Regions from separate parts of the Homo sapiens genome. Here region 2 is linked to region 1. The links are chromatin loops, found by intact Hi-C in ENCODE. Cell type or tissue: PC-9. All regions are shown on one strand. Links, peaks and the distances in the headings refer to the core of each region. The heading gives the core; the rest is flanking DNA. Region 1 holds the start of LINC01847 (long intergenic non-protein coding RNA 1847). Region 2 overlaps LINC01847 (long intergenic non-protein coding RNA 1847).

Evidence for each region. Peaks named below come from ENCODE experiments on the same cell type or tissue, not always from the same donor. Only the 100,000 strongest peaks of a DNase experiment are listed, where the experiment ranks them.
Region 2: a loop joins it to region 1, with 4 times the contacts of the local background. A loop is called at or near these places in 3 of 110 quality-filtered maps.

What each region holds. Positions count from the first base shown.
Region 1 is chr5:159,869,746-159,885,724 of GRCh38, forward strand. It overlaps LINC01847 (long intergenic non-protein coding RNA 1847), which reads right to left and starts at 1,639. Exons shown (of 3, transcript NR_109891.1): 1 at 1-1,639. It also overlaps a transcript of ADRA1B not described here. RefSeq lists an enhancer at 4,037-5,236. In PC-9, for the core only: no CTCF peak of the experiment used is centred there; a DNase peak (open chromatin) is centred at 9,546; H3K27ac peaks cover 827 bases.
Region 2 is chr5:159,817,885-159,833,863 of GRCh38, forward strand. The region is part of intron 2 of LINC01847 (long intergenic non-protein coding RNA 1847); the gene reads right to left. Among named protein-coding and RNA genes, the nearest start is that of LINC01847, 46 kb to the right of the region's middle. In PC-9, for the core only: no CTCF peak of the experiment used is centred there; DNase peaks (open chromatin) are centred at 7,927 and 8,717; H3K27ac peaks cover 2,500 bases.

The DNA of each region.
Region 1 (15,979 bases), core at 8,277-10,776:
GTCCCTGTATCTCAGTCTCCTCATCTACAAAATGGGAATAATAATCGCTCCTGCTTCAGAGAGTTATTGTGAAGATAAAAGGAGATGATTTATGTAAAGCAGTTTTGAACAGTGTCTGGCACATAATACATAGTCAATTAATATTAGACATTAGTAGCAGTAATATGTGATATGTTACTGCTGTAATATATTGCAGCCAATGGCAGGCACTGGGCTAGACACTGGATTACCATGGTTAAGAAAACAGACATCAATCCTACGTTTCTTGAGTTTAAAGTCAGCCAAGAGGTTGGAGGGTGTAAAAGACAGTAAACAAAAAGTCACAGAAACAAATAGTTTCAAAATGTGACAATGCTATGAAGGGAAAAAAGAGAATTCCATGATAGCATATAACAGAGAGGAAGGAGACTCATCTAGACTCGGAGGTACAGGGAAGGGTTCTCTGAGGAACTGACACTTAGGCTGAGTTGCAGTATAGACGCATCCCTGTACCAGTGATTTAGAGGAGTGGCCTCACGCTTGACTTATTTTAAGTCCACAGAGAAAGCAAGCCATCTATCTGCAAGAGTGTGGCATCACCTGGCAATCTGATTCCCAGTTTGTGCATCAAGACTCACACTGGCAGTGTAAATGTAGACAAGCTCTCTTTGCTTTAGCTATTAGATTCCATTTAATTTTTCTCTGAAATCTATAAACATCAATAAATCCATCCATCCATCCAACCATTCATTCAATGATCCACTGGCCTATGGGAGATTCAAAGATATGTAGCCCCCAATGTCAAAAAATTCTGCAAGGGAAGCTGATGTGTGTATAAACTCCTGTAAGTGAAGATACATGGGAGTGATGGAGGGAAATGCTATGGAATTTTGAAGAAGTTAGAAATTCAGCACCAATCCGGGTGTGAAGGGAGAAGTTGTTGGAAAAAGTGGCATGTTAAAGTATGCTGGGGGATTCTAAGCAAAGTGAACGCAAAGGAATCAAATCTTATTCAGCATTTGTGTTCTAAAATCAATGCATAAAGCCAAAAAAAGTCATAAATAGAGGATAGTCAAAAGTTCCCTTGAAAATCCCTTATGAGAGACTGTGTTGGAAAATGACACTGTCTCTCAAGAAATCCAATACAGTCACTGTGTCCTGTAGTCCCAAAATCAATTGTTGTTGCTTCAGCTGAATTCGTGAGCTTGCTTTAAGGGGCCAAGTTGTATGAAAACCATGAAATCTTCCACATTGGACTCACACATGTTGTGATGAGATGCTCATCCTGTGGGAAGACCATAGAAGAGGTGAGGAGGAGTAGTTGTGGCCATGTTTCCTGCAACCTGCAGGGCAGCACTCACCATTCAGCATGGAAAAGCAGACAGAGCTGTCCCTAGCAGCTTAGCCATCAATTTGCTCTGCTCTCAGCCTCCCTCAGTCTATTCATGTTATTTTTTGCCAACTAAATAGTTAACTGTGCTTGCATTAAATATAAATATAATAATGTGTCCAATGCAACATGGTTAAAAACCCGAGGTCAGCAAACAGCTGGGCTATTCAGGAAACAGCTCAGTGGCCCATTATAACTGGAAGTTGGGGTCTATATTGGTCTCTAAGGCTCCCATAACAAAGCACCACAAACTCGATGACTTAATGCAACAGAAGTTTATTCTCTCATGGTTCCTTTTGGAGAGCAGAAGTCTAAAAATCAAGGGGTCAGCAGGGCCACACTTCCTGTGGAGGCTCTACAAGAGATTCCATCCTTTGCCTCTTCCAGCTTCTAGTGATTCTAATTCCTTGGCTTGCAGCTCCTCCCCTGTGTCCTTATGTCTCAACTCTCCCTCTCTTTTATTTTATAAGGACAACACTCCTTGAGCTTAGGGCCCACCCTAAATCTAGAATCATCTCATCTCAAGATTCTTAACATCTTCAAAAGCCCCATTTCCATTAAAGTCACATTCACAGGTACTGGGGTGGTGGGGTGGGGTTAGGACTTAGACGTATCTTTTGGAGATCTGCTATTCAACCCAATACAAAGTCTAAGAAAGAGAATTTTAAAAGTAGATTGAAGCCCTGTTTTGACAGTCTTTGAATGCCAATTTTGAATGACTTTGAGGTTATAGTTCTCTTTAGAGTTGTGATGGTGGCAACTTTTACTTACATGCTATTTAAACATCTCTCTGCAGGGTCTCCTCCTCTGCCTTACTGTTCCTCTCTGACACCCTGGAGCCCTTCCCTACTACTTTATGTACTCATGAGGGATCCTGCAGGACAATAAGCTTTGATAAACTTGATAAACTCCAACATTGCTTTTTCATGTCCTAATCAAAATGCCCAACTTGTATCATATCCTCTACATGAGTGACGATTAATCAACTAAAATAATCTTATAAGATTAAAATACTCTCATGATTAATCAAATAAAATAACCTTATTTTAAAATAATAAAATAATTAAGGCACTGGCTCGTCAACATTGTTAGAAATTGCACATGTGGCCTTTTGAGTGTGTCTATGTTAATGAGTGCTCTTGCTTGCAGAGATGCAGCTGCTGCTGGGGACACCACCTGAAGCAGGGAGGGAGAAATGCCCTAACTAGCTGCTTCTTCTTGTCCCCAAAATATCATTGGCCAAACTCAGCTAGAAGCCAGCTGATGCAGGAGCCTGGGAGCTACAGCTTGCAGAGATAAGATCCCTGTGATACAGAACAGAGGTGGGAAGGGAAAGACACTATGGGAAGACAAGTGGGCCCTGGACCAGCAAACTATTATTATCCCCATTTTACAGAAAGGGACATGGAGCTCAGAGAAGGTGATGTGATTGCCTAGAGTCATGCAACTGGTGAGTATGAGTGTGGACTTTGAATCCAGGTCTGTCTGAATCATAAGCCTGAGGTCTTGCCAGTCTTGCCTGGCTCTCACTACCATCATAGAAATTTCACTTGCTTTGTCTGACTGCTTGGTCAAGAGATAGACCAAGGTCCTGAGAGGCAGTTTCATGGCTCTGAAATCTGCAATAAAACCTTCCTTGGATTCAAGATCTGGGCTTTTATAAAAAAAATTCTGGGATACATGTGCAAAACGTTCAGGTTTGTTACATAGGTATACATGTGCCGTGGTGGTTTGCTGCACCTATCAACCCATCATCTAGGTTTTAAGCCCCACATGCATTAGATATTTGTCCTAATGCTCTCCCTCCCCTTGCCCCCCACCCCCAAACAGGCCCCAGTGTGTGATGTTCCCCTCCCTATGTCCATGTGTTCTCATTGTTCAACTCCCACCTATGAGTGAGAATATGCGGTGTTTGGTTTTCTGTTCCTGTGTTAGTTTGTGGAGAATGATGGTTTCTAGCTTCATCCATGTCCCTGCAAAGGACATGAATTCATTCTTTTTTATGGCTGCATAGTATTCCATAGTGTATATGTGCCACATTTTCTTTATCCAGTCTATCATTGATAGGCATTTAGGTTTGTTCCAAGTCCTTGGTATTGTAAATAGTGCTGCAATAAACATAAGTATGCATGTGTCTTTACAGCAGAATGATTTATAATCCTTTGGGTTTATACCCAAGATCTGGGCTTTTTGAAGGGCACAGAGTTGCAGGGCTCCAGCCTCCTTCAGGAAAGAACCCACTGAGTCCGCTGCTGCAAGTGCCATCAGCAGACACTCCAGCTGTCAGCATGAGCTTGGCAGCCTCAGCTGCAGAGAGCCACCTTGCCCAGGAGAGTACCCTTCCCTGACAGCACATACCCAATCACTGATAAAGGCTCAGTCTTTTCAGCTCACTGAGGACAACTCTAATAAACATCACAGTTCAACTTCTGCCTCTGTTCAATCCTGTTTCCTCTCCCTTCCCCAAGTGCCGATCCCTAACAACAAACCCTGACTATGACAGCCTATGACAGGACTTTTCGTTGTTATTGTGCTCATCTCAGAGCCCCCTCAGTCTACACATATACTGGATGATGGTGGCAACAGGAGTGAAAGCCATGGCAATGACCATCGTGGAGGTGGTTTCACCTCCTTCCATCTCTAGACAGTGTGCAGGCCTGTCCCCAGTGGAATTTTTCTGGTTAATTTAGACAGAAAAACAAATGGAGATACCATGAAATGATGAGGCACTCCATCATTTTTTTTGATGATGATCCATTGCTTCATTCCCCCAGAATGAATCACCAAAATAGTATTTGATTGGAAGGTCAGTGGAAGTACAACCATCAGCTTTTTAACCCCACCTCTTTGTTTTTTTATGCAGAGGGCAGAAAATGTCTTCTGGACGACTTACTGTCTTGATAGTGTCTTCATACTGGAACAGAAACACAACCTAACATTCTGTAGCCCTTCTGGGCTATTGGGGTCTTCTCTCTAGAGGTAACTAGACTGGTTTCTGCCTTTCTGTAAAATATTCCCTCTGAAGATTCCCAGGATGCTTGGAGAAGTGCTCAGACCCACTGATTTCTAATACCAGCCCCTAGAGCCACAATAAAGGCCTGAAGCTTGGTGGGGCTTCCAAAAGCCATCAAGTCCACCTCTCTGCCCTTGGGAAGAACCTCCCACCACCACCAACATACACATATTTTCTTTCTTCAAAATGAAATAAATTCCTTATTTTCTTGGCTATCCCAGCTCACCACTATCCAATCAGATGACACAAGCTACTGAAGCTCTGTAGAGCTGTGGGTGGCCTCCTTCACAATTTTCTTCCCTGCCAACTAATTCCTGACCTTAACCTTCTTAGGTGTCAGTGCAGCACCTATTATTCATGACTTCATTGACATTTCTTCCAAATCCCTGAAGCTGGTGGTGACTCATTCCCTCTTGTCATCAAGGGGCATCATTGGGCTGTATACAGTACATGGCATGAAGTTCATTTTAGCTGTTCTCTGAAGTCTTGCAACAAAGGAGCTCTGAAAATTTTTAATTTGATGACCTGGAGGCAAACATGAAGATTTCCAATTTAACAGCCTGAAGAATTAAATTAAACAACCTGTGTGGGTCATGCAGGGACAAGGAGCCTGGACTTGCCCCCTTGGGGGTCAGAGTCCTCAGGTCCATGGAAAGTTGGTCTAACAAAGGTCTAAAATGTCCACAGCAGTCCAGGCCTTCCCTAGAGGGCCCCGTTTGAATTTATTCATGTACCCAAATGCAGTTTGCACGAAAAGGGTATGTCCTTGTATTTTCCATGGGATATTTTCTTTAGCTGAAAAGAACTGAACATTTATTGGGCTAAATGAGAACTGAGAATTCGTGCTCCTAGACAAAACTGGTGTCTTCACAGCACTAATTAAGTCAAACAGGATGGCAATTTCCTGGGAAATTGCATCAAAACTCCTAGCTTCATGGTCGTTTGGTGGTATAGGTCCCCTCCACCCCGATTCTTAGAGCCTGAGCCACACTGGCATTTAGATAAGAGAAGGGGGCTTTGGTAACATAATTCATGGTGGAGAAAACAACAGTGGCCTTTTCAGTAAAATCATGCACAGGACTTATACTAAGAGAAGGTTTATCCTGCAGGATAAAAGCTTGTTGGCTTGCAGATGTCCTACCTTAATGTCAGGACACAGTTATATCCTTTTATTCTCTTTTCTCCCCTCCTCTATTCCCCACTCCCACAAAACTCAAGCCCACAACCGCAGCTCCTACCCAAGAGCAAAATCTGAAATAAGTCACCGACAGCCTTAAGGACCAAGCTCAAGGAAAAATGAAACTCTGGAGTTAAACCCAAGTCACAAATATATGACCCTGAGACCATACCTAGTGCATGGATACATCAGTTTGGTTCATATACAGTATCTTACTTTAAAATTTCAACATGCATTTCTAAATTGAGAGAGTCCACTAAAACTCCAGTTTTCCAGTTTCTCCTGAAAAATAAAAATATCCAGCCACAGCTGGATAGGATTCCTGCACAGCCAGAACCAGCTGGAGCTCAATAACCAGCATCAGCCCCTTCACAAGGGGCACACCCTCTCTAATTCGCCTTCCTTGTGCCACACAAGTTCCAGTTTTGCATAGTTCTGCTCTGGTCCCTGCAGGCATCCAGGTTTGAGTCCCCTGAATTAAAGCAGGGAAAGGAGAAGAAAAAGGGAGGGTCAACTGAGAAGAGGTTTCCCTGATATATTTGTTCAGATGCTTTGGTATAGATGGAACAGCATACGTGACTAAAAGTTGCTTAAACAACAAGGGCCGGGCATGGTGGCTCACGCCCGTAATCCCAACACTTTGGGAGGCTGAGGTGGGCGGATCACTTGAGGTCAGGAGTTCGTGACCAGCCTGGCCAACATGGTAAAACCCCATCTCTACTAAAAATACAAAAATTAAGCAGAAATGGTGGTGCATACCTGTAATCCCAGCTACTCACGAGGCTGAGGCAGGAGAATCGCTTGAACTCAGGAGACAGAGGTTACAGTGAACTGAGATCACGCCACTGCACCCCAGCTGGGGGACAGAGCAAGACTCTGTCTCAAAAACAAAACAAAACAAAACAATAAGGACTTTTATTACTTCATTTTAAAAAAGTCTACAAGTTGGCATGGTTAGATTGTGGCTCAACAATGTCAAGGCTCTGCATCGGCTTCTGTGCCATGTTTTTGGCTTTCTCCTCACAGTGGCAGGATGGCTGCCAAGCACCACATCCTCATGACATGCAAAAGAAGAAAGAGAGAGAATGGGATTTCTCCTCCTATGTCTCTTTCTTATCCAGGAGCAAAATATTTTCAGAAGATTCCAGAAGACTTTGACTCAGATCCCATTTGCCAGAACTAAACCACATGACCATCCCTAACCCAATCACTGGTGAATGGGAATGAAATTGTCATTTCTGAGCCAGACCAAACATGGCTCATTCCCTAGATTCAGCAGAGGGGGGTCCATCTTAGCATACTGCTGCAGATACAGTTCTGTGAAAAAGAAGATGGGGAGAATGGTAAGTATGGGCGACACATACCATTTGTGAAAGGTGGCATCCTGAGATTCTGTTAGAGTGGCTCTGTGTTGGAATGCTGGGGAAGAACTGAACATGTGGCTGAGTGGAATCCGCCTCTGTGGGGTCTGTTGGTGCTATAAGTAAAAAGTAAAGGACGATTTGTCCCTTCTTCTGGACTCTATGTATGACCAGCTGACAGTAAAGTCATTTTGTTATGAACTCTACCACTCCTCCCTTTCACCGTTAGGGGCCTGGCGCTTGTGTTTCAGGTACTTGCCTGGCCATCAGAGAGCAGGTTCCCATCCCTACCAAGGGCCCAGAATTTGTTCTCCAGATTTTCTTCCCCTAAGGGGTGCACAAAAAGGAGTTGCCTTTGAGAGCAGTCGTGGGACTCAGGCCTGCAGTCAGAAGGGCAGCCCCTCTGGTTGAAGCTCTTTACTAAAAGGACTGATGATGTGTTTTCTGGAATGGGAGCCTCAGTTCATAAATCAAGGCTTGTTGCCTGCCCCTTTTCGCCTTCTCAGAGCCGTGCGCTCTGAAAAACACTTAGCAAATAAAGTTTCAGCTCCCGGTCCCCTGTGTCTCCCCTCCACCCTTTGTAAACCACTCTGCTAAGCTAGAACTGAGCAAAGCTGATGACCTCAGAAGACCCGGGGACAATAGGAGAACTCTGTCCAAGCCTCTTCCCTCCCACTGCACCAGATGGGAAGGTCATGCCGGGAGCCAGCTCTGGAGAAGTCCTTCATGCCCTCTGGTTGCCGTGCACCCAATCTTTGGGTGCAACAGCACATCAGTTGGCAAATGTCAAAAACCGAGAAAATAATAATTTCAGTACTCCATGTTGGCGTCATGCTCTCCAGCCTCCTTCTAAACACTTTCATATCTCATATCTCATTGGGTCCTTCTGATGACTCTGAGCAGCCACTAGGGCAGTGGTCACAAAAATCATTAAATCACAGTCATCATAGCCACTATTTTATGGACTCCCTACTGTGCACCAGGCATTGTGCTCAGCACTTTGCACCCATTATGTCTCTCAATGCTCTCAGCCCCATAAGGTAGGTACTGTCCCTAACCCCACTTTATAAGTAAGGAATCCAAAGCTCAGAAAGAAGGTGCAGCGTGCCCAGGGCTGCTCAGTTCACAAACGACAGAGGCAGGCTTTAAGCTCAGATCTCTTTAGTTGAAAAGCCTGGGCTTTTAATAACTACTACTTTATTCTCTCAGTCTAGGAAGTGATGTTTTGATGGCAGCTGGAGTGAATGCTCTTGAAATCCACTTCCTGATTCTTCCTTCTCTCCCGAGCCTTACTTCCTGTTTTCTGACCTCTTCTGGGAACAACCTGAGTTTCAAGTGCCAGATTAGGTGCTCTGAAACCTAGAAAAACAGGTTCAGGTCTCTTCAGCTTGGTCTTGTCAGGACTCCAGGGCTGAACGAGGCCCAAGAATCAGAGGACCAAATGCCGAGGCAGTCTCAGGCAGCTCCGACAGTCCGGGACGCCAGGCCCAGCAGTCCTACAGTTGCCCTCTTGAATCAGTCGGGTCCAGAGATGAGCAGCAGCTGTTACCTAGGCTATGTCAGGGCCAGGAGCCAAGGTAAGGGTCAAGGACTAACAGGAAAGCACATGAGGGCTGAGCACAGGGTTTGCACTGGGCAGCTGGGATCCAGTTCAAGGGGCCTCCTGCCCCAGATGGGAACAAAGCTCCAGGAACACACTTGAGCCAACTGAGAAGAGAACTCCCACTCAGAGTAGGGCTCCAGTCCAAGGAGGGAGGCTGGGAAATAAGGAGCCAATAAACCAGACCATCTCAGGCAGTTCTGGATTCCCTGTTTTCCGCGTGCAATCTGTCTGATTAATTCAGCTAATGTGTTATTGGCTGATAACAATACCTCATTTCCCCCAGGTAGCACATATAATAAGGTGAAGTAACCTATTTCACCATCTTTAATCCTTACCATGATTCCCAAAACATAGCAGGTGTTAGGGAGTCTCCATTTTACAAGTAAGCAAACTGAGGCTTGGAGAGATTAGGTGACCTGTGCAAGGTCTTCTACAGGAAGTGACAGGATTGGAGTCCTAGTCTGCTTAGCTCCCTAAAAAATGTTCTTTCTTTTCTATCATGTATCATGTATCACACTCAAGAACCAGAACTGTGGGGTCTTCACACACTGCAATATTGAATAGATCATGCATGTATCCATTTATCAACTAACATCTTCTCTGTGCTTGGTGCCAGGAGTGCCAGAGTGGATAAGACAGACAGCCTGTACCCAAGGAACTTACTGCTCATGCCCCCTAGACTTTTCTGATGTCGCTCAAAACCCAGCAAAGAGCCAGCTGCCTCCTTACATCCTCACCCCGGCCCTGGGTGAGGCAGGTCGGGTCTGCTACTGCATATTCCTCATGCCACTTTCTCTGCTTGTTACAGAAACCACACTGTTGACAGAGGCAGAGCTGTGGGACCAACGGATTAGACTGTATCATTTTGAATCTAAGCTGCATCCTCTGCAATCAGTGGCCTCTGCTGTCCCAGAGGTTTCTGTTTGTTTGGGGTTGGGAGGATTTGCTCGGATTAGCGTAGAGATTGTCTGTTCACCGGGGAAAGGGGCCCAGTGACTGACGATGGACCAGCTGGAATGCAGTCAGCTTGGCTCCTCCCATGAACCACAGCTCTGGAGTGACACAGCGCTTCTGCTGGCTCCAGCAGCAACAGGCGCCTGCCTGTAAGCACGACGGTGGGAATGACATCTTTTGGTTATCACTCCATCACTGAAACTCTTTAGGAATAATTCCAGCCCCCTCTCCAGCAGCCAGGACTATAAATAAAGATTCCCTGGGGATGCTGAATCCTGCCCTTCATCCTGGCTGCCTCTGTGACTCATTCCACAAGCCAATTCTTCTTCTATCTTCTTAATTATGGGGAGGGGGGAGTGAAAGTCTGTGCATATCTACCTGCATGCTGTGTGCATTGTCTTAGTTGCAGTCCACACGCATATGCATGCGTGTGTGTGGGTACATGTGTGTTTACCTGTGACTCGGTGTTTAAGCTTAAAATGTAGACAAGTGGCTGGGTGTAGTGGCTCACGCATATAATCCCAGCACTTTGGGAGGCCGAGGCGGGCGGATCACTTGAGCTCAGAAGGTCAAGACCAACCTGGCCAACATGGTGAGACCCTGTCTCTACTAAAAATACAAAAATTAGCTGGGCGTGGTGGCGGGCGCCTGTAATCCCACCTACTCATGAGGCTGAGGCAGAAGAATCGCATGAACCTGGGAGGAGGAGGTTGCAGTGAACTGAGATCGCACCACTGCACTCCGGCTTGAGATACAGAGCGAGACCCTGTCTCAAAAATAAATAAATAAAATTAAAATTAAAAACTTTAAAAAGTAAAGGGTAGAGAAGAGATGCATTCCTCATACATATTTCAGTGTGGCGATTGTTAGCTAAGGCTCCATAGTAAATCATATCTCCATTTATGAAGGCCCTTTTTGGGCACTACCCTATGCTAAGTAAGGTGAATAAGACACAAACTCTATCATCTTCATAGACTACAATTGCTTAAAGCAAATAAAATCCCTGAAGCGGTGGCAGCAGTTGAGAGCAGCATTTCATAAAAAGAAAACCCTCACCTATAACAGAGAAGAGTAAAGGAAACATTCATTTACTGAATTTCTTCTTCCCCACACCAGGCACTTACTAAGTGCCACATAATTCATTCCTTAAAACAGTGCAAGAGTTTCCCATCCCACTTTTCAAAGGTGATAAAACAGGCCTATAGAAGTTAAATAACTGGCCTAAAATTACAAAGACCATGTGGACCCAAGATGAAATGTGAATTCAAGGGTTTGGGGCAGAATCTTAAAGGTCATCCCATCTAAACCTTCATCTAATGCTTGCATCTACCCTACAAAGCTCATGAAAACTGGTCATTCAGCCCCGTGGTAGGAGAAACTCAACTCTCAAGTCAAGTGGTTCCATCTTCAGACAGTGTCAAACTGCTAGCAAGCTCTCTTCTATGTTGAGGCCAAATCTGCCCCCTTTTTATTTCTACCCATCCAAGTTTTCCTATGCCCTCTGGGGCTAACACAGCAGGTCTAATTCCTCCTCCTTATCACTGTCTTTCAAATAAGTCGTCTTCCATTTCCTTACCCAGCCAGGCCATTCCACACTTGAAATTATTTCAAATCCCTAAATATTTGTTCATCACTGTATCCTTCATGCTGGTACCCACAGTGTTGCCACTTCTAGGTTAGGTAAATATCAGTTGAGTGAATGAAGAGATACATGAGCTCTTTCAGGGTAGATGGTGCCATGACTTGTTTCATTAAATCTTTGGTCTTAATTAAAGATTGCCTGGTTTCCAGGAACAGTCTATTCTGGCTACTTTAATAAAAATTCTGTGTAGTCCCAGCTACTCGGGAGGCTGAGGCAGGAGAATGGCGTGAACCCAGGAAGCGGAGCTTGCAGTGAGCCGAGATTGCGCCACTGCAGTCCGCAGTCCGGCCTGGGCGACAGAGCGAGACTCCGTCTCAAAAAAAAAAAAAAAAAAAAAAAAAAATTCTGGCATGATGGAGGGATTCAGGTGACTCTAAAGACAGGTAAATGTAGAAGATTACAGGGTCTTGTGGAATGAGAACAATATCAGAAAGTTCTCTCTCTCTCTCTCTCTCTCTCTCTCTCTCTCTCTCTCTCTCTCTGCCCTTTTCTCCTCTGCCCCTACCCATTCCCATGTTCTCTATATCTACCTTCATTTTGTGTATCTACTACATTCTCTTCTTGGCATGCCAATTTTCTCTATTGCACATGGCTCAACATGGCAGCTGTCCCAAAGACATACCCCCTCACAGCTTCATGTCTGTCAGCATCTAAATGACAGAGGCTCTGTGTCCCAATAGAGAGGAATTGATTGGTCAAGTGGTCACTCCTAGACCTATCAGCAGTGGCTGTCAGGCAGTGGGGAGGAATCTACTGGTACAAAATGTGGCTGTATTAGGCATCTCTTTAGCAAGGATTCGAAGGCTGTCTTAGAGAGGAGGGAAGAATCTTTGGGAAGGAGTATGAGTGAATAGAGTAGAAATGCTGACATCTCTTGTACACCTTTAAATACCAATATTATAAATAGATCTGAGAGGTCAGGACGCTCTCAGAGAAGTATACTATCCTAGGATTTCCGGGCATGGGCTGTAGGGACTGGAGGCTTTCAGAACTTCTTGCACCTCTGAAATTCTGATTCAGAGCCATGAAGTCCTGGAAAGCCTGACTAGTGGCATGGGTGTCCCGAAAAGGGCTCAGGCTTCGCTTTTGCAGAAGGACATTGCACTGGACCTATTTGTGGCTCCTTAGCATCTTGTCAATGATCCTAGCCATCTCTGGAAACACAGAAGGTCCCATCTGCAAGCGCTGAACACAAAAACTGCTCATTTTCTTCCTCCCTGTGTGCATAAAGTTTGTATGTGTGCAGTGCTGAGGCTTATGCAGTAGGGAGGGGATGAAGAGGAGGAACTATGGAAATGTGACTGTTTTGTAAAATAAATTAATAGACTCGTAGGCTAGAAAGTCCCTTACAGATCATCTAGCCATGTAGTCATCAAAGGGTGTGCCTCAGACCTTGAGGGTTCCCCAGAAGAACCTCAAGGACCAAAAGAGGAGGTAGCAGGAAAGTGTACAGGAATCCTTCCTGAGTAGACAGGATTCCACCCACCAGCATCCTCTGGCAGCAGTGCAATCCTGCTGTTCTTAGCTTTATATGTCGGGTTGTTATGTATTGTTTCACTGGTTTATAGGTGAGGAAACTGACTGCAGAGAGGTAGAGCAACTTGCCCACGATCAGATAGTACTGGTTCCCAGCTGTGCTGACTCCCAGAGCCCTCCTTCTGCTGGCACGGGTCATATTGAGACAAAAAAGAGAACAATGATTTCTGACAAGGAAAACTGTCATAAGAGCTAACCATCTGTGTCTTCCACCTGCAGCAAAGCGTCAGGCATTCACTATTGACATGTTTCCATCACCCAATAGCCTGATCATACAGCTGTGCTTGGTAATATCCAAGCTGCAGAACAGGGATGAACTCGTGGCTTCAGGGCTCAAGCTCTCTAAATTGCCAAACTTGCTCCTGGGTGTCTGTTCATTTTGCAATTAGTTAATTGGCAAAGGGACCCTGTAACTGTTAGGGCAATTTAAATGCAATCAACAGAACTCAACTCTAACCAAAGAGAGAGAGAGGGAGAGAGAGAGAATGCTGAGAAGCTCTCCAAACTGACAATATCAAGACGCCATGGCTGGAATAAATGAAGGCCAACCAATCTTCCCAAGATTCAAGGTCCTAGGAGAGGGAGACAGACTGGATAAGCTCAGTTCACATGACCACCTCTTTACTGGCCACTGACATTCTCTTGTGCCAGTTGCTGGTTCTAGGCTTTCCAAGCCACCATGTTTACTGTTACCCTTAAGGCAAGTCTTAACTTGTCACTCAAGCAAGCTCTCTATCTCACAAGTGGCCCTTGCTCCTTCTCTTTTTCCCCCTTCCAACTTGGTTTTTATCATGCCTCCACTCCTACAATCAAAAAACCCACCTCTTTTCAAACTCCCAAGAAGAGTTTCCCTGTGTTCTCAATGTCTTGCAGTCTGGCACGATGATTCTTTTATTTGACTCACACATGTAATTTTTTTACCATGTTCCCTCTTCTAGGAACTTCAGAGAGATTTCTTTGGGATTGAAACAGAGGGCAAGATGCAGAAAGTGTTGAATCCAAAATTACCCCTTCTCTAACAGACTATCCAAGAATTAGACTCAAACTTAGAGTCAGTTCAGTACAAGACTTAAAGGGCAACTCTTGTTGTCCACTTTGGTTGAAGAAATTTAGCCTAGAGCAACAGTCAGTGCCAACATGTTCCCCACTGGTTCTCCTAGAAGGCCTACAGGGACTTCATATAAACAGAATTTCTGTGTCAGAGTCCCTGCAGCAGGACACAAATTAGGCCTTCCCCATGGACTTGGCTGCAAAAATATTTAAACACATAATGTCCAAAGTTACTTCAAGCTCTAAGAGTCTATGACTCCCTGATGATGCAAATGGAATTTATTTCTAAGAAGAGGGTGATGAACATCTTACTCAATGAACCATAATTCACTTTGCCAGATTCCAGAGACTTCCTGACTGGTTCTTGAGAGAACTCCCATGGTGCTGAATATCTGCCACTTGCCTGGGAGTTTATGACATCAGACAGCAGGGTCTAACCTGACTGTTGGAAGGAATTGTTATCTACACTATGAGGCAATAGGCTCATATATACCCTCAATACCAAACACATCACTTTTACTTGACCCAGGCCAATTGACCAGTGGATGAGGGGTTGCCAGTGGTTGAATGAGCTGACTACTTGCGACAGAGAGAAGTGGTCTGTGGCATCGTCTCCACAAGCAGCCTTTGTTATGGCCTAAAGCCAAAAATAAATTAAAAAGAAAAAAATCAAATCAATTATGGATGTAGACTTAAGCTATGCTTCAGGATTGGGATGCAAAAAATAATTGATTGTCCCATGTAAGTGAGGAATATTTTCCCAATCCCTAAATGGCATGCTATTATGTTTGGGGTTGTGTTATGGCTTGAAAGTTCATATGCTGGAAATTTGAAAACTTAATTCCTCATGCAACAGTGTTGAGAGGTGGGACTTTTAAGAGGTGATTAGGTCATGTGGGCTCTGCCCTCATGCAAGGATTAATGCCATTATCCAGGAAGTGGGTTTGTTATTATGGAAGCAGGTTCCTGATAATTGGATGAGTTTGTCCCCCTTCCCCTCTCTTGTGTATGTTCTCTTGCCCTTTCCACTTCCACCATGAGATAATACAACAAGGAGGGCCTCACCAGATTCAGGCCCCTTGATCTTGGACTTCCCAGCCTCCAAAACCATAAAAAATAAATCTTTGTTCTTTATAAATTACCCAGTCTGTGATATTCTGTTATAGCAGTGCAAAACAGACTAAGACAGGTTGTTTCTCCAAAAATGGGAGTGGTTTTTCACCAATCTATCCACACTGGTTCTTCTTTGAAAAAAATGTATCAACTATGTAATCTGTAACCATAAAACACAGAGGAGTTAGCCAAATGAACTAGAAATGTTCAGATCTACCACCCTGCAATGCAAAACACTATTTGAGATGGACTTGCCATCTTGAATAGAGAAAGGCTTCCCATATGTACAACTGAAAAGGCAGATGCTTTGGCACATAATCAACTGTCTCCTCCGCTCAGTTACACAACTCACTGTTGTGAGTGACAGGCTGGAATCTTGAAATTAATTTCCTTTGGCTGGTTCTTAGTAGCTCAGCACACCTGGGAATGTTTGGCTCTTCCACCTGAAGTGTTTGTAAGAGGGAAAAGAAAGTTGGAAGCAGAAATGGTACATTTCAGCTGCCCTCTCATCAGAAGATGCAGGGACCAAATTAGCCCAGCCCACACTGAGAATGCTGAGTAAGATCAGAGTCACAGACTATCAGAACAGGAAAGAGACTGGGAGAGCAAGCAGTCCAAACAAGAAAGTGATGAGAATAACAGTAATAATAAAAATAATAATAGTGAAATTTATTTATTTTTCTGGAGATTTTTGTCAGATGCCTAGCCAGCATCCATATCAGCCTTCTTCCTTCCTAATAGAACCTCAATCAACTTCCCTCCATGTAGCCTCAGGTGAAACTGACTGCAGCCCCCAACTCCAGGGTGAGTTCTATTGGTCAAATGCTGCCTACCAGTGATTGGTCACAACAGGCATGTGACCCAATTCTGGCCAATGAGACATAAGCACATATTTGCTAATGGGATTCTACAAAAAAAGTTTCATTTCAAATAGAGAGTCTCAGAAGAGACATCATTCTTCTTCCTCTGGACACTAACACTAACACATCTAGATGTGATGCCTGGAAGTGATGTAGTCATCCTGCTATCAGCCTAAGGTTGGAGCCAATGCACAGGATCACAAAACAGAAATATGGGGAATCCCAGGTCCTTGATGACACCACTGAGGCACTTATTTAACCAACCTTGAAGACATCCTCTTCCAGAACTTCTTTCTAAATA
Region 2 (15,979 bases), core at 7,250-9,749, 53 kb before region 1:
AAAGAAAAAAGAATTGCTTGGCCAGGTGCAGTGGCTCATGCCTATAATCCCAGCACTTTGGGAAGCCAAGGTGGGCACATTGCTTGAGCTCAAGGGTTCGAGACCTGCCTGGCCACATGACAAAACCCAGTCTCTACTAAAAATACAAAAATTAGCCAGGGATGGTGGCATGTGCCTGTGGTGCCAGCTACTCAGGAGGCTGAGGTGGGAGGATTATTTGAGCTTAGGAGGTGGAGGTTGCAATGAGTTCAGATCGCGCCACTGCACTCTAGCCTGGCTGACAGAGTGAGACCCCATCTCAAAAAAGAAAAAAAAAAGAATTGCAAAGCTAGAAAAGGAAAAGCAGTGACAAGTACCTTACTTCTCCTTAGTACTGCAAGTATTAAGGCTAAGTTGTTGCAGAAGGGAAACACAAAACCTTTAAACGCAAATGCTGAAGAGGCTCCCAGAAACCATCTGGTTCTACCTCCTGCCCAGTGCAGGCATATCAGAGCCTGGGACAGAGCCTGGGAGGTTATGAACCAAACTTGTCTCCTCTTGCTTCTGGGCCATGACCCAAACCTTGCAATTAGATATGACGGAGTTCTAGTCCACGGCGTGTGAGTGGAAGGGATGTGCACCTCTTCCAGGTTTGGTCTGTAATCACCTCCTTTTTTCTAAACTGTTTGATACAATTCAGCATGGTGACCAAAAATGCCACAGATAGAAAATGATGGAGCCACAGGATGAAAGAGGCCGGAGTTTCTGAGCCACCTCCTAAAGGAGAGCTGCCCACCCATCAGAAACACCCAGCTAGAACTTTACATGAACAAAACTAACTCTCTTTCACAAATGAACCATCATATAGTCCATTAGTCCCAGCAGCAAGCATAACTTTAACCAAACCAGGGGCCAGTGGACTTTCTGACTTTTGGCCCTCAACTTCTGCTTAACTCCTCCAGTGGTGGGGACTTCATTTCCTCCTGCAGTATTAACTCATTCTCATTCTTCATTTGTTCATTCCGCACATATTTATTGAGCTCCTACTACGTGCCAGACACTGTGCTAGGCACTGGGGAAGCAGTAATGAGAAAGGCACAAAGCCCTGTGCCCCAAGGAAGCTCATCACCCAGACTGGTGGGTAGAAAATGAACAAGCAGGCAGGCAAGAAGCATGATATGTATAGACTTTGCTAAGTAAGTTGCAAGAAAGAAACAGATTGATGAGACAGAATCACTGGGAAGAGGATCAACTTTAGCTGGAGGAAGAGAGCTTCGACGGAAGTTCACTCTGAGGAGGTGACTGAAACCTGAGACACAATGGCAGACACCCTAATCATTACACTTTCTTTTTTTTTTTTCTTTTAATAATAAGAAAGTGGTCTCCTTTAGGCCTGCTCCCAGTCCTAATTACATATTCTGGGGCCCCAGAGATGCCTATTGCTCCCTTTCCAATGACAGCTTCTCCAACATCCAACATTTGCAGACAGCTGTCACATTTCTCTCCTCCCCACTGGCCCTAGCAGAAGCCCCCACAGGATCTGCCGGCCCAGACACCTGCTGCAGGTATCAATAACAGCAAGCAACTTGCAGCAAGGGTCGGGGTAAATGAGGGAGTCCCTAGGATCCCTGTGCCCAGGCTATGTGGACCCTCCCAACATCTTAGGGGTAATTGGTCCCACTCCTACAACATTGCCTATAATATCTGCAGGGCTGCTTGCTAACTGCTGGCTCCTGTCAGGCATTTATTCTCTGACATCAGGGGGAGCAAGCGGGGTTAGAAGCCTTCAAGAGCTCCTGCTGGAAGCCTTCTCTCCCTCTCTTAAAAACAATTTATTTTTTTGATGTTAAAACCATGTTCCCCCTATGTCCCGGTTTGAACACCAAAACAAACCCAGCTGTCCCCAACACTAGGCTGAAACCACAGGCGTTTGGCTGCAGAGCCAAAGAGGCAGCAGGAGGAACTGCTCAGAATCTTGCCCCTCCAGCTTCCTGCCAAGCTCCACTCCAGAGGCAGGGAGGCCAGTGCTCCTCAAAGGCCCAGCCTCCCCATCCTCAGAGTTAACCAGGACAGCACCACCAGGGTCACAAGCCTGCCCTCCTCCTAGGGATGGGGGGTGGGGAGTGGTTCACAGGAGGCAGAGACTGATGCTGCACTCCTAGCACCTCTGGATCAACTAACACCCACGGCCCCATGCACCACGAGTGGTCTGCAGCAGCTCCAGGGCCCTGGACAGTCAGCAGAGCAGAGAGCTGATAGTCAGGCATTATGTCAACAACTGTTTTCCTTGCTTGGTTTGGGGATAAAAACAACTGCTGCTCCTTGCTTTCTCACACTTTCCACTGAGGTCACTTGGGGCACGACTGAGTCAAGACTTCCAGAGGGTGTGGAAATATCAGGGAAGCAAACAGTGAAGCTGTAAGCACAGGACGCACTGTGCCCAGCTTCCTCCGCCGCAGGGAAGTCACAGCAGAAGCATGCACCCTGCAAAACTGGCCTTCACACCACTTCATCTTCACACTACCTCATACTGCACTCAATCTGACCCCTAGGTATGGTTCTCCCAACTCACCTGGCCCTCCCCCTGCCCTCCTCACCCTCCACAATCAGGGCTGGGAGTAGGCTGAGGCCAGTGAAGCACAATTTTTTCTTTCTTTCTTTCTTTCTTTTCTCTCTCTCTCTCTTTTTTTTTTTTTTTTTTGGAGACAGAGTATCCCAGAGTATCCCTCTGTTACCCAGGCTGGAGTGCGGTGGCTCCATCTCAGCTCACTGCAACCTCCACCTCCCAAGTTCAAGCAATTCTCCTGCCTCAGCCTCCCAAGTAGTTGGGATTACAAGTGGCGCCCATGACCAGCTGATTTTCTTTTTTTTTTTTTTTTTTTTTTGCATTTTTAGTAGAGATAGGGGTCTCACTATGTTGCCCAGGCTGGTCTCAAACTCCTGAGCTTGAGTGATCTGCCTGCCTTGGCCTCCCAAAGTGCTAAGATTACAGGAGTGAGCCACTGCACCGGGCACAAAATTTAAGGAGGTGCTCACCCTCTGGGTCATGCAAGTTCAGGGTCCATCCTGAAAGCAAGCACCTTCTTACATTTTGCACCCTTGGCATCTCACTCCCATTACCCTGCAGAGGGCCCTGTGCATACCACTCAAACCCGGCTTTCCATGCAGATCCCTGGGAAAATACTTTATTTCTTTGATGTCTATCAGCTCATGTCCCAAACTGCTATTGGAAAGAATCTATACATGGCTTTACACACATATGTGAAAGAGTAAATCCACCTTGCAGAGGTTTTCTTTTGGTTTGGTTCGGTTTTGGCCAGATAGTACATTAATTTTTGAAAATGTGTTGACAATGTTTAAAATTCAGAAGAGTTCAAATTTAAAAAGACACACACATACATTTCTGGCTCCCCTTGAAAACACAGAAGACACAGTCCCTCTGGGCCGAGGTGGAGTGGCAGCTGCCCCTTTAGGCCCTGGAGACATGGCCTGTGCCCCTCAGTACCCCACAGTCCCACCTGTGCAAACTCACCATTTATATGACCTGCTTTATCCTTATAAGCATTTGGGGTTGCAACCTTTGGTCTAGAGAAAAACATAAAATGGCTTGTCTCTAATGGCGCAATTTCAGGCACAGGGCAGGGTAGAAGACTGGGGTGGACAGTAGGAGGAGAACTTTTCTGATGTCCTTGAAATCAGGCCATGGAGGCGGGTCCCCATTCCATCAGCGAGGATGCATAAAGAATTGAAACTTGAAGTTTACGGGTAGAAAAGTGTTATATGACAGCATCAGGAGTGTGGCTAGCACAAAGGGACTAACCCTGGATGGTAGGAGCCCTGGCACAGGGTCAGGAGGCCTCTGCGGGCATCCCACATTCGCCCCTGATCTCTGTTTGATGTTCAGTATGACTCTTTGAAGCCTCAGATTCCTCTTGTGGGCATCCCACATTCGCCCCTGCTCTCTGTTTGATGTTGAATACGACTATTTTGAAGCCTCACATTCCTCTTCTCTTCTTGAGGAGAATCAGGCTGGATTATTTCCCGTCTAGCTCTAACTCTTGACTTTAATGCTTACTATTCTTAGGTGGAATTATTCTAGTAAAAGAGAGTCTCAGAATATTGTTCAGGCCTAGCTTAGAAGAGCAATTGTGCGAAGATCAGAAACTACATTTCATTGATAGCATGGAATTTTGCAACGTTCGCAGCTCTCCTGATTCTTCCATAATTTCTTTGGTTCTGCTGAGAATATACATTTAGAGGAGATCAAACAATAGCCTGACTCAACAATCTCTTGCCTTAACAATTGCTTGTCTGTTTGAGAATTCACTAGGTGTGAAATCTACCTTCCCAAAACTTGCATCTCTACCCTGAAGATGCTGGAGGAGAATAAAGCTCCCTGCATTCTATGCAATCTGGATGGCAGGGTTTTGGTGGGGGGGAACCACGAAATATAGCCATGAGTAAAGCCCAGTCCTTGTCCTCAAAAAGATTACAGTAGGGCAGGGAGGGACACACAAAACCCATAAAATCCAAACATATGGCAGAGTAAGATAAAAGTGTATCAGAGCACCATGGCTCTCACTGCAGCCTTGAACTCCTGGACTCAAGTAATCCTCCCAGCTCAGCCTCTCGGGTAGCTGAGACCACAGGTGCCCGCCACCACTCCTGGCTTTAGACAACAAACTTTTATATCCAGGGAGGCAAAAGCTTGTGGGAAAATCAGAACAAAAAGTAAATGCGGCAGAGCAAAGCTGCAAAAGCAGCAACATGTTACTGCCCTTGACCATGTCTGGATCCTAGACACAAACTGAACTTGGTAGAGAAATTGGGGCTTAAACATGTATACATAGCATATTTCAGTAAACAAACTGTTTTCATTAAAAAAAGAAAAGTCTATCAGAGCTATGAAGTACTTGCTAGGAGGAGTCAAAAAAGGAAGGACTTATATAGGTCTAAGGCGGTGGGGTTTAGACAGGTAGTGAAGGATGGATAGGCACTGAACAGATGAGGATAAGTGGTAAGAAACAAGGGCTTCAGCCATTCATTCATCCACCAAAGACGAAAGCTTCCTACTGCCTGCTGTCACCCTAGGCATTGGGATATAGGCATTAATGAGACAGCCAGGCATCCTGCCTTCATGCCACTTACCTTCTAGTAGGGAACATAGACAAGTTCACAAATACCTAAGATAATATCAGATACTGTTAAATGCTAGGAAGGCTATTAAATGAGGTGATTATCATAGATAGTGACTATTAGATGGACAGGGAAGCCCTCTCTGAGCAGGCTCCAGTTGAGCTGGGTCATGAGATACTCTGGAGAACATAATTTCAGGAAGGAACAGCAAGTACAAAGGTCCTGAGGCAGAAACAAACAAACGAAAATAGCAATATGGCTGCAGGACAGGGAATTTTGGAGGAAGAAATTAGGAGATGAGGTTGAGAGGTGAACAAGGGCCAGATCATTTGGGGTCTCATAGGTCAGAGTAAGGAATCCAAATGAAATTCCTTTTGCTGTGGGAAGCCAATGGATAGAAGCTGACTTTATAATTGTAAAAGACCCTCTGGCTATTGTATAAGGAATGGACTACCAAAAGGCCAAATGGAAATGGGAGGCCATATTACCCTGCTCAGGCTGCCATAACAAAATGGCATAGACTAGGTGGCTTAAACAGTGGAAATGATTTCTCTCAGTTCTGGTGACTGGAAGCCCAGGATCAAGGTTCCTAGTGAGGGCTCTTTTCTGGCCTCCAGAAGGCTGCCTTCTCACCAGGTCCTCACACAGACTATCCTCAGTGTGCTCAGGCAGAGGGAGAGAGGGATGTCTCTCCTCTCTCTCACTTCTTATAAAGCAACAAATGCTATTGGATTAGGACCTCACCTTTAAGCCCTCATTCAACCTTAATTAAGGTAATTACCTCCTAAAAGCCCCATCTCCTAATACAATCACATTTCAGGTTAGAACTTGAAAATATTTGGGTGGGGGAAGGGGATGGGGAATAATTTGATCTTTAGCAGATACCAATGAAGAGTTAATGGGTATCCTAGCAAAACTTATCCCAGGGATCTGAAAGAACAGGAGGATGAAACAGACTTTACCCTGGTGAGGGGACTCTGGCCTCACACGGTCATGTTTATAGCCTGCTTTGCCACTTAGATACTTTTAATCACTGAAAAATAGAAGGAGGCCAGGCACAGGGGCTCACACCTGTAATCCCAACACTTTGGGAGGCCAAGGCAGGCAGATCACTTGAGGCCAGGAGTTTGAGACCAGCGTGGCCAACACGGTGAGACCCCCATCTCTACTAAATATACAAAAATTAGCCAGCATGGTGGCACATGCCTTTAATCCCAGATACTTGGGAGGCTGAGGCACAAGAATCTCTTGAATCCAGGAGATGGAAGTTGCAGCAAGTGAGAGAGAGAGAGAAGATGAAAGGAAGAAGGAAGGAAGGAAGGAAGGAAGGAAGGAAGGAAGGAAGGAAGGAAAGAAAGAAAGAAAGAAAGAGAAAGAAAGAAAGAAAGGAGGGAGGGAGGGAGAGAAAGAATGAAAGAAAGAAAGAGAAAGAAAGGGAAAGAAAGGAGGGAGGGAGGGAGAGAGGGAGAGAAAGAATGAAAGAAAGAAAGAAAGAGAAAGAAAGAGAGCAAGCGAGCAGTTTTCTTGTTTCTAGAATAATTAGTATGGGTCTCCATCCCAAGACAGACTTTTTGGTCCTGTGCTAGAAAAGACTTCCTGAGCTAATTCATTTCATTTATTTCTAAGTATCTTGTTTTCATCATGGCATCTCCTGCAGGAAATGAAAATAGCCAGCAGCTTCGGCATAGAGAGACTGAGAGGTCCCAGCCCAACACCTCAGGACAAAGGCAGGGCATAGCAGATTAAATGCCACCATTGCTGCAGTCGCCTGCTCTCACTTTTCTCTCCCTGTCAAAGCTGATATTGAGTGTACTCTCCCTGTGAATTGAGCATTCTGTCATCAAAAAGCTCGGTGATGAAGCTTATCTCATTTTTAAAATCAAGACTTGTCTCCCGTCTTTAATACTGGATGACTAATACCTAGGTCATTTTTTAAAAACTAAATTAATTTGATGCTCTGATTCCCTGTTGTTGTGCAACAAATTACCTTAAAACGTAGTGGCTTAAAATAGCCATTTTATTTTGCTCACAGTTTTGTCAGGAATTGTCTTTAAACATGACAAGATGATAAAATAAAGTATGACCAATTCAGCAAACATGTATTGAGCACCTACCATGTCTCCATTACACCAGCCTGTCCTGCAGGCAAAAGCAAAGACACAGTGGGGTAGAATTTATGGGTGCATTTGGAGAACTGCAAGTCCTGGGTATGGCTGGAGTTTGGGTTCATGTGGAACCCAACAAGGGACAGGCTTCAGAAGTAGACTGAGGCCAGATCCTCAAAGCCCTCGAATGCCAGGATAAGAAATTTCAACTTCATCCCATAGGGTATGGGCAATAGGGAGCCATGGAAGATTTCAGCAGAGAAGAGTCACTGTCAGATCTATGCTGGGGGATAGGCAGGGAATAGATGCTTCTATGAGAAAAGAGTGAAGCGTCTGGAAATTTGCCCTCTTATTCAACACCTGAGGGGCTCCACAGTTAATATTCACCTTCAGCAGAGCTGACCTCCTGGACCTCATTTTACCCTAGCCCTGTTTCTTTGCCACTGGGTGCAGCTCAGCATGAAGAGTGCATGAGTGAGAGCCACGGGCCTCCTTAGGGGAAAAAGAACAAGTACTGCCCAAGTTGCTACATTGCTCATATGCATTGTTACCCTGAAAGGGTCACAGTCCCTTGCCTCTACAGGGAGTGGGGGATGAGGCTGCCTTGGTGTGGCTCAGAAAACATATTGAGGCTTGGCAGCACCTGAGAACATTTTGAAAAACTTCCCACCAGGTTTTATTTGTTTTGTTCACAGGCCCTTAAAGTTAGCAACAGAAATCACCTCTGAGGGCTTGGTTCCTGATGGCTCTCCAGTTCCCAACAGCTGTGGAGGGCCTCTCCTGGCCCATTTCCCTGACCAACCACTCCCTGCCCCTGTCAGGCCCCTCCCACCTCAGAAGAGGCCACAGCCGCAGGTCAGCTCCAGGCAAAGGCACAGGGTAATTAGAGGCTGCTAATCACTACCACGATAATAATACTAGTGAGTTAGGGAATGATTCACAGATACCAGACACCAACTTAAATACATGTATCCTCTCATCTAATGGTCAGAACAACCCACAAAGGAGGCATAACTATTTTCTTTATCAGATAAACTGAGGCATGGAGAGCAACTCACCCAGTTGCACAGCTAGTATTTGGCAGAACCTGGATGCAAACCTGGCTCTGATTCCAAAGCCGAGGCCTCTTGGCCCTCCAGTCTCCCATTTCTCAGCGCTTCCCTTGGGGAGTTGCCTCTCCTACTGCCCCCTCAGGTACCCAGCCCCCTGCACCTAGATTTTATCATGTAAGCATCCAGTTCTTCCCATATGCAGCTCCTTTGTCTCAGTTGTGTCAACTAATTTTATTACCCTGGGTAAATCCCTTCATTCGCCTGGGCCTCAGTTTCTTCATCAGTAAAATGGGGATGCCCAGTCTGTCTTATAAAGTCAGTCCAGGCACTAAATCAGTTGGTGTGCTCCTGCGGCCCTGGGAACCTGGGATGGGCACTTAACTGTAAAGTCTTCTTATGACAATGCAGAAGTGACTCATCTGGTGAGCAGCCCAAGCCCTTCCTGTAGGCAGTGAGCACTCAGGAGGTTTCCACAAATAGATTCAAGCAACAGGTGTCTGCACCCTGGGTAGCTCGGTACCTGCCAACTCTGCTGGCAATGCTCGCTCTGGGCTCTTTCCACAGAGAGAGGTCACATTCCATGGCCCAGCAGCCCAGCACAAGGAAACAGCCCTGCCCACACACAAGGAAAAGTGGACATTAAGGGTTCTGCTTGTTTTTAAAAGGCTTATGGGCCTCCAAGGCAGAGGAGAGAAGAGCAGGGAGACCAGGTCTAAAGTGAGGGTGGAGACTCTCCTTGTTCCTAGCTGTGGAACAGAAGCACTGTCTCCCCAGGGTGGAGGCCAGCAGCTTTCCCAGCAGGCAGACTATGAACTGCTCTGCTCAGACTTCAGACTTGGGTCTGGCTTAAAAGGAGCACAGAGTCATATTTGCTGGATTAGTTTCCTAGGGCTGCCATAATGAAGTACCACAGACTGGTGACTTAGAACAACAGCAATGTGTTGTCTCACAGTTCTGGAGGCTGGAAGTCCAAGACCTAAGTGTTGGTGGGGCCATGCTTCTCAGAAACCTGTAGGGAAAAGATCCTTCCTTGCCTCTTCCAGCTTCTGGTAGCACCAGGCGTTGTGAGACAGGATCACTCCAGGCTCTGCACTGTTTCTGCTTGGCATTCTCCCTGCTTTACCTCTGTGCATGTCTACCTCTGTATCCAAATTTCCCCCCCACAGTGTTTGTTTTTGTTTTTTGTTTTGTTTTGTTTGAGACAGGGTCTCACTGTGTCACCCAGGTTGGAATGCAGTGGTGCACTCTCAGCTCACTGCAACCTCCACCTCCCAGGCTCAAGCGATCCTCCCACCTCAGCCTCCTGAGTAGCTGGAACCACAGGCACACACCACCATATCTGGTTAATTTTTTGTGGTTTTCATAGTGAGAGTTCCACCATGTTGCCCAGGCCGGTCTCGAACTCCTGAGCTCAAGTGATCCGCCCGCTTCAACCTCCCAAAGTGCTGGGATTATAGGCGTGAGCCACCGTACCTGCCCTTCTTCTTATAAGGAAACCAGCCATTTTGGATTAGAGCCCACCCTAATGATCTCATTTTAACTTGATTACCTCTATAAAGGCCCTATTTCTAAATAAGGTCACATTCTGAGGTACGAGGGAGTAGGACATCAATATATCTTTTTGAGGAGACACAATTCAATTCATAACACCTGCCTTCTTTACCCTGTGTTTAGTGGGGAAAAAATGGGGGCTCAAAAGATTTGAGTTTGAGCCCCAGTTCTGCCAATAACTGGCTACTTGGTTTTGATGAGTGATTTTGACCACAGTTTCTCCTCTTGCTTACTTGGGGAAAAGATTAGATGAGATCATAGAAATCACCAAATTTATAGCCTGAAGTGGCCTCTGAGATCATCCAACATTTCCCAAAGTGTGCTCACCAGAATATTAATCCTGCAAAGTCCCCTTGGGATAAAAAGGAGGGCTGGTTGTGTGAGTCCCTCTCCGAGACTCTCAATATGCATTACCAGAGGGAAGTTCCCGAGAAGTCGCACAGTAAAGAAGCCTTTGTTTGTCCCTGCATCTCCCAAACTCATTTCACTATGGACGCTGTTGTTTGGGTAATCCCTGGTAGCAATCTCTTGATCACTGATCTACATTTGGAAAATGCTCACATAGATTAACCCCTTTAGTGCACATTGGAGAACCAGGATTGAGACTTAGATCACCTTTTACCTGCTCCCAAATCTCTGTCTCAGGCTCAGCTTTGAGGAAAACCCAAATTGAGACAGATGGTTGTTCCTGGGATAAAAACAGCTTTACTGCTAATTTTAAATTTTTAACATTATTTTCAATACTATGTACTCAGTAAATTTTCAAACAACACAGAAAAGAATAAGGAAGATAAGTAAAACTCACCTTAAATCTTCCTACCCTAAAATAACCAACTGATGTGGATTACTTCTTTATTACTCTATTATTTCTGCCATTTTTTTTTTTTTTTTTTTTTTTTTTTTTTGCAGACAGGGTCTCACTCTGTTGCCCAGGCTGGAGTGCAGTGGCGCAATCTCCGCTCACTCCAACCTCCACCTCCCAAGCTCAAGTGATTCTCATGCCTCAGCCTCCCAAGTAGCTCGGATTACAGGCACACACCACCACATTTGGCTAATTTTTGTATTTTTAGTAGAGATGTTGTTTTGCCATGTTGGCCAGGCTGGTCTTGAAATTCTGGCCTCAAGTGATCCACCTGCCTCAGCCTCCTGAATTGCTGGGATTACAGGTGTGAGCCACTGTGCCCAGTCACTTCTGCCACCTTTTGATTGCACGAGGAGGTAATGAAGCTCAGGAACTGGGATAGGAGCTGAACCCAGAATCAGTGAGTTCAGAAGCATATCCTGACATGAGTTGTTGCTTAAATTATAGTCAAGCCCCTTGGCCTCCTTGTGCCTGATTCCTCCTTACCCCTTTAGAGAGCAGTGTCTATGGCAGAGTCTGAAAATTAATAATATTCATGGCTACCATTTATTGGGTTCCTACTACGTACACATAATATTATGTTACACATTATTGCACCCAGGAAATTAACCCTCACATCTTCCCAAGGAGGCAGGTGATACCATTAAGGCTTTGAGAGTTTGACTTGCCTCAGATCTCACAGCTGCTAGCAGCCATAAAGCCAGGACCCTAACTCTGAAACTGACTCCCAATTCTGCCTGACTCTGAAACTTTCTGCATAACTGTAACTCTGTGACTTCATACACTATATGCGGCAAACGTCAGTCCTATTTTCTGACCTCTCAGCTCCTGTTAAATGCCTTTGCTGTGTTTGGAATAGTTTTAGCCCTGTGGATCCTACTACTCCAAAGCAAAACCCAGAAGACTCCAATCAAATCTGGGCCTCCCTTTCAGACTGGATGAAAGTGTGTCCAAGGCTGGGACAATCAGACACACTCCTATAAGACCTTGATTCTAAGAGAGCAACTCAAGGAAAGAGACTTTCCAGGGGATCCATTGTGCTGGCAAGGATGGCAGCAAGAGGTCTGACTTTTGGGGTGACAATGTTTGCAAGGATGAGATCTTGGCATAGCAATAGTGGTGGTTTCTTCTATGGCTTAGTGGGACAACAGTAGGGGCAATGGTCCCTCTGTCAATCTAGTTCTACGGAGCGGTGTTTTCATTGCTCCTTAAGTTTACCTTCAGACCTTGCTCTCCACCTCTCCTGACGATTCTGAGAGCTCTCAATATCCTTTTGATAAATTCCTTCTCTGCCCAATCGGCCAGAGTCAGCTTCTGTTGCTTGCTCCCAGAAAACCTGACAGATGTGTGCTGTATCAGTGAGAGAGAGTGAGACCTCTCACTACACAGAACTCTAGTGGCTTTGGGTGTCTACAAACTGCAAAGCAATGAACAGAGATGGCCAGTTTCTCATCAATTTCTTTAACATAGACAACAAATTCATTAGATCCCAAAGTGAACTTTTGGCCAAAGTAGTACAAATTGGTTTAAACCATATTGATTCTGTTACCTCTCAATTGCCTAATTTCCAATTCACATTATATTTTGTGCCTTGAGTCCAGGTGTTAGAAGCCAACAGGAAAACTAGACTTTCTTGAATGGGTCTTCTGAAAGAAATTTAATTGAAAATCGTATTTATTCTTTAATCCAGTGGTTCTCAAACTTTTTAGTCTCAAAACACCTTAAAAATATTAAAGATTCAAACAGGTTTTGTTTGAGTTGGATCTGTCTATAGTGAGGCAGTGGCATTGTTTGAAATTTCTGCAAATCCCTTTAGTGTCTGGTTTTTTGGAAGACAGCTGAGTTCTCACATTTCCCTCTGCATTTAGTCTGTTGTGTGTTACGTGTCATGTAACCTCTGGAACACTCCACTGTACACTTGCGGAGATTGACAATGAAACAGAAAATATCATTTTAACATTATTATGAAAAGAGTTTTGACCTTACAAACCTCCTGAAAAGACCTCCCCAGTCTACACTTTGAGAACTGCTGGCCTAATCTCTAAACCTTTTCATGTCTTACATCTTAGATTGCAACTGATTCACATGACAAGTCCCTTTTATACCCTTACTGTTAACCTAATAATGTGGTCTCATCCTTTAGAACCATTCTATTCACTGGACCCTAATCTCTCTGCTTGATTAGAAAAGGTTCTGCTCAAAAATCAGAAAACCTAATTCTGCCATTAACTGGCTGCATGATGGTAGACAGGTCAGGGACCTTGGATAGGTCCATCGGTCTCTCTGGGCATTAGTTCTGCACTTGCCAAACAGATACTTACTTAACTCATAAGAAGACTACTTAAATATCAAATTGGATGGTATGCATGAAAATACTTACAGCACACATATATGAAAGAATACTATTCCAATATTTGAATGGTTGTATTACTTTGGTTGCTTTGGGTTGCTAGTAACAGAAAATCTAACTCAAATATCCTTAAATAGATTGGCTCATTTAACTGAAATGCCTAGAGGGGGACCAGATCTCAGGCATGGTTTGACCCAGAGGTTCCTGAGGGAGTGTGGGCTCTGATTCATGTTTTCTGCCATACTCTCCACTCCGCAACTCTGCTCTGTGTTGCTTCGGCCTCAACTATTCCTTTTCCTGTTAGTAACAATAACCACTGAACTTCCTACCCCACCTGCTTATGGCATACCACCCAAAGCAAGAAAAAGTACCCATTCCAGAAGCTTCCATAAAAGAGAGAGAAACTTTCTATCTCAGAAGTCCTCAGCAAATGTTTCCTCTTTGGTCCAAAATAGGTCAAGTGTCCATCCTGAACCAATTGCCAAGGTGTAGGTAATAAGATAAGCTGATTGGCAAAGCTAATCAAAGTGCACCCTGGAACTAAGGTAGGATGACTCTCGCAAACCGTCTGGCTTCGAAATTCTGTGTTCTGTTAAGAAATTACAAAGTTGGAATAGTTGTTCAGAGAACAATCAATGAAAGTCCAATACAACATCACATATCTGTATTTCTTGACCACGAAAGATGATCACAATATATGATAAATTGAAAAGTTAAAGAAGAAGAGTATGTCTAGAAGATTCCCATCTTACAAAATGCACATGTATACATGTACACATATATGTGTATATGTATAATATATATACACATATACGTGTGTATGTATAATATATATACACATATATGTGTGTATGTATACATGTGTGTGTGTACACATACTGTATCTGCTTAGCGGTAACGACTGGGGTGGGATTATGGATAACTAAGCATTTTTGTTTGTTTTTGTTTCTCTACCTTTTATATAATTAAAAAGTATAGTATTTTATGAAAAATTTCAATATGGGAAGAAAGTCTAAGATACAATGTGAAGCATGTTCACCAATCATCCCATTTCCTGCTCCTAGCACCCTCTAGTCCATCCTAGGACCTAAGGCTGACCTCACCAACCATCTTTCATGTTACCTAATGGAACTCTAGGCAAAGGGTTGAGCCAGGCTCAAGAAACTTCTCCCATCTCTGTACATTTTGCTTCAATATCCCTAAAAAAATCACAAAAGTAGGATCTCTTGCTCAGAATAGAAAGCAGTCTATTTTCATTCATAAGCAATTCTAATTTCACTGGTTCTCTTCCCTCTCTTCCCCTCTCCCCAAGCCCTCTACCAACTCCCATGACCTCATCATGGTATTTAGAATAATAGCCTTTTCCCACAGGTCATCAGCTTCTAAAATAAATATATTTCCATCCACGGAAGCTGCAGAGTCACTGGAATTATTATACCTCGGTTCAGAGTCACAAGCTCATTAAAGACTGATTATTGTGCTTTCCAAAAAGAATGACAGTGGAAGAAGCAGGATGATTATTTTTTATTTAACTGAGGAAGGAGATGCACAGGCAGATTAACGTAAAAGTCGGCTTCTGGAGGAGGTAGTTGAGACAGCTAGGAGGTAAGAAAATGAGAGAACAACAACAACAATCTGAAGTCTTGATAATCTGAATTTCCCTGGAAGACACCAACAACAATGAGGCAGTTTGGTCAGAAGGAAGAAGAAAACTTAAGAATAGAAATCAGGAATTCTCGATCCCATTCTGTTCCTTCCTCCAGTTGGGACTCTGTCTACATCTCTGAGCCTTTGAAATTGGGTACAATCAAGGATGGCGAATGACTGACCTCCCCCTACCACCCTTTACTAATCCATCCCAGCACCTTTCCCAGTGAACCCAGACAGCAACCCTGTGCTCTAAGCAGCCACTCTCCATTTATCAAAATGAGCACATGAGGCTGTCTATTATCCCTAGCCTAAAGATTTCTAAAATGCCCATACAATTCTGACTTTCTGATTTGCCTCTGCTTCCCTGGGCCTACTTCACTTGCTAAAAGCTCATAGCTGGCATTTAACAATCAGTCAAAACATCATTTATTAACATCACTTATAAAAACAACCGATAGATATGATATGTTGACTTTTGAGAGGAGATGGAAACAATGGTGACACATCAAACTTTAAATGTCAAAGGGACTGTCACATGCAAGAGGCAGTCAGTATAATCTGTGCAACGCCCAAGAGATAGGACAGGGGCCACTGAGTGCAGGTTACAGGAAGACTAAGGGCATTGTTTGCAAACAATGAGCTGATCCATACAAGGGCATTTCTCAGTCTCTGGAGCAGGCTAAGTGGCCTCAGCCACCTCCAGGGGAGGCTGTAGAACACCAATCACAAGACCAACACCTATAAGGGCCAGGCAGCTGATGTAGTCAGGGTGTGTGGCAGGGTGTGGTGAGCAGAGAGCACAGGTCTGGTCTGGAGGGGACAGTCACTTTGCAGCCCCACGTTTCTCCCTCCCTCCATTCCCTGCCTTCCAGCTGCCCTACCTCCTTTCATGCAAGCCTCCTTCCTGTTGCTTTCCCTACTAAGCAACGTGTCATGTCTGTCTGCATGGAGGCATAGGTAAAGAATGAGAAGATAGCGTGAGTGGCATAAATGAGGTGCCATGGGAACAAGAGCAAAGAGAGATGGATTTGGTATAATGGGATTGATGGAGAATAAGACATTGGCTCTGGACTTTGAAATGGGGTTGGGGTCTAATGTGCATAGTTAAAAAGGAAGTGTCCTCCAGGCAGGAAGACAGCAAGAGCAAAGGCACTGAGGAAGGAAGATGTTGGCACAGAGAGAATATGAAGAAGAAAGACATAAAGCAGAACTACAGATCCCAGGCAGGTCACAAAAGTGCTCAGATGCTTTGCAAAGTAACTTGGGCTTTACAAAACAGGTTAGAGATTTTCAC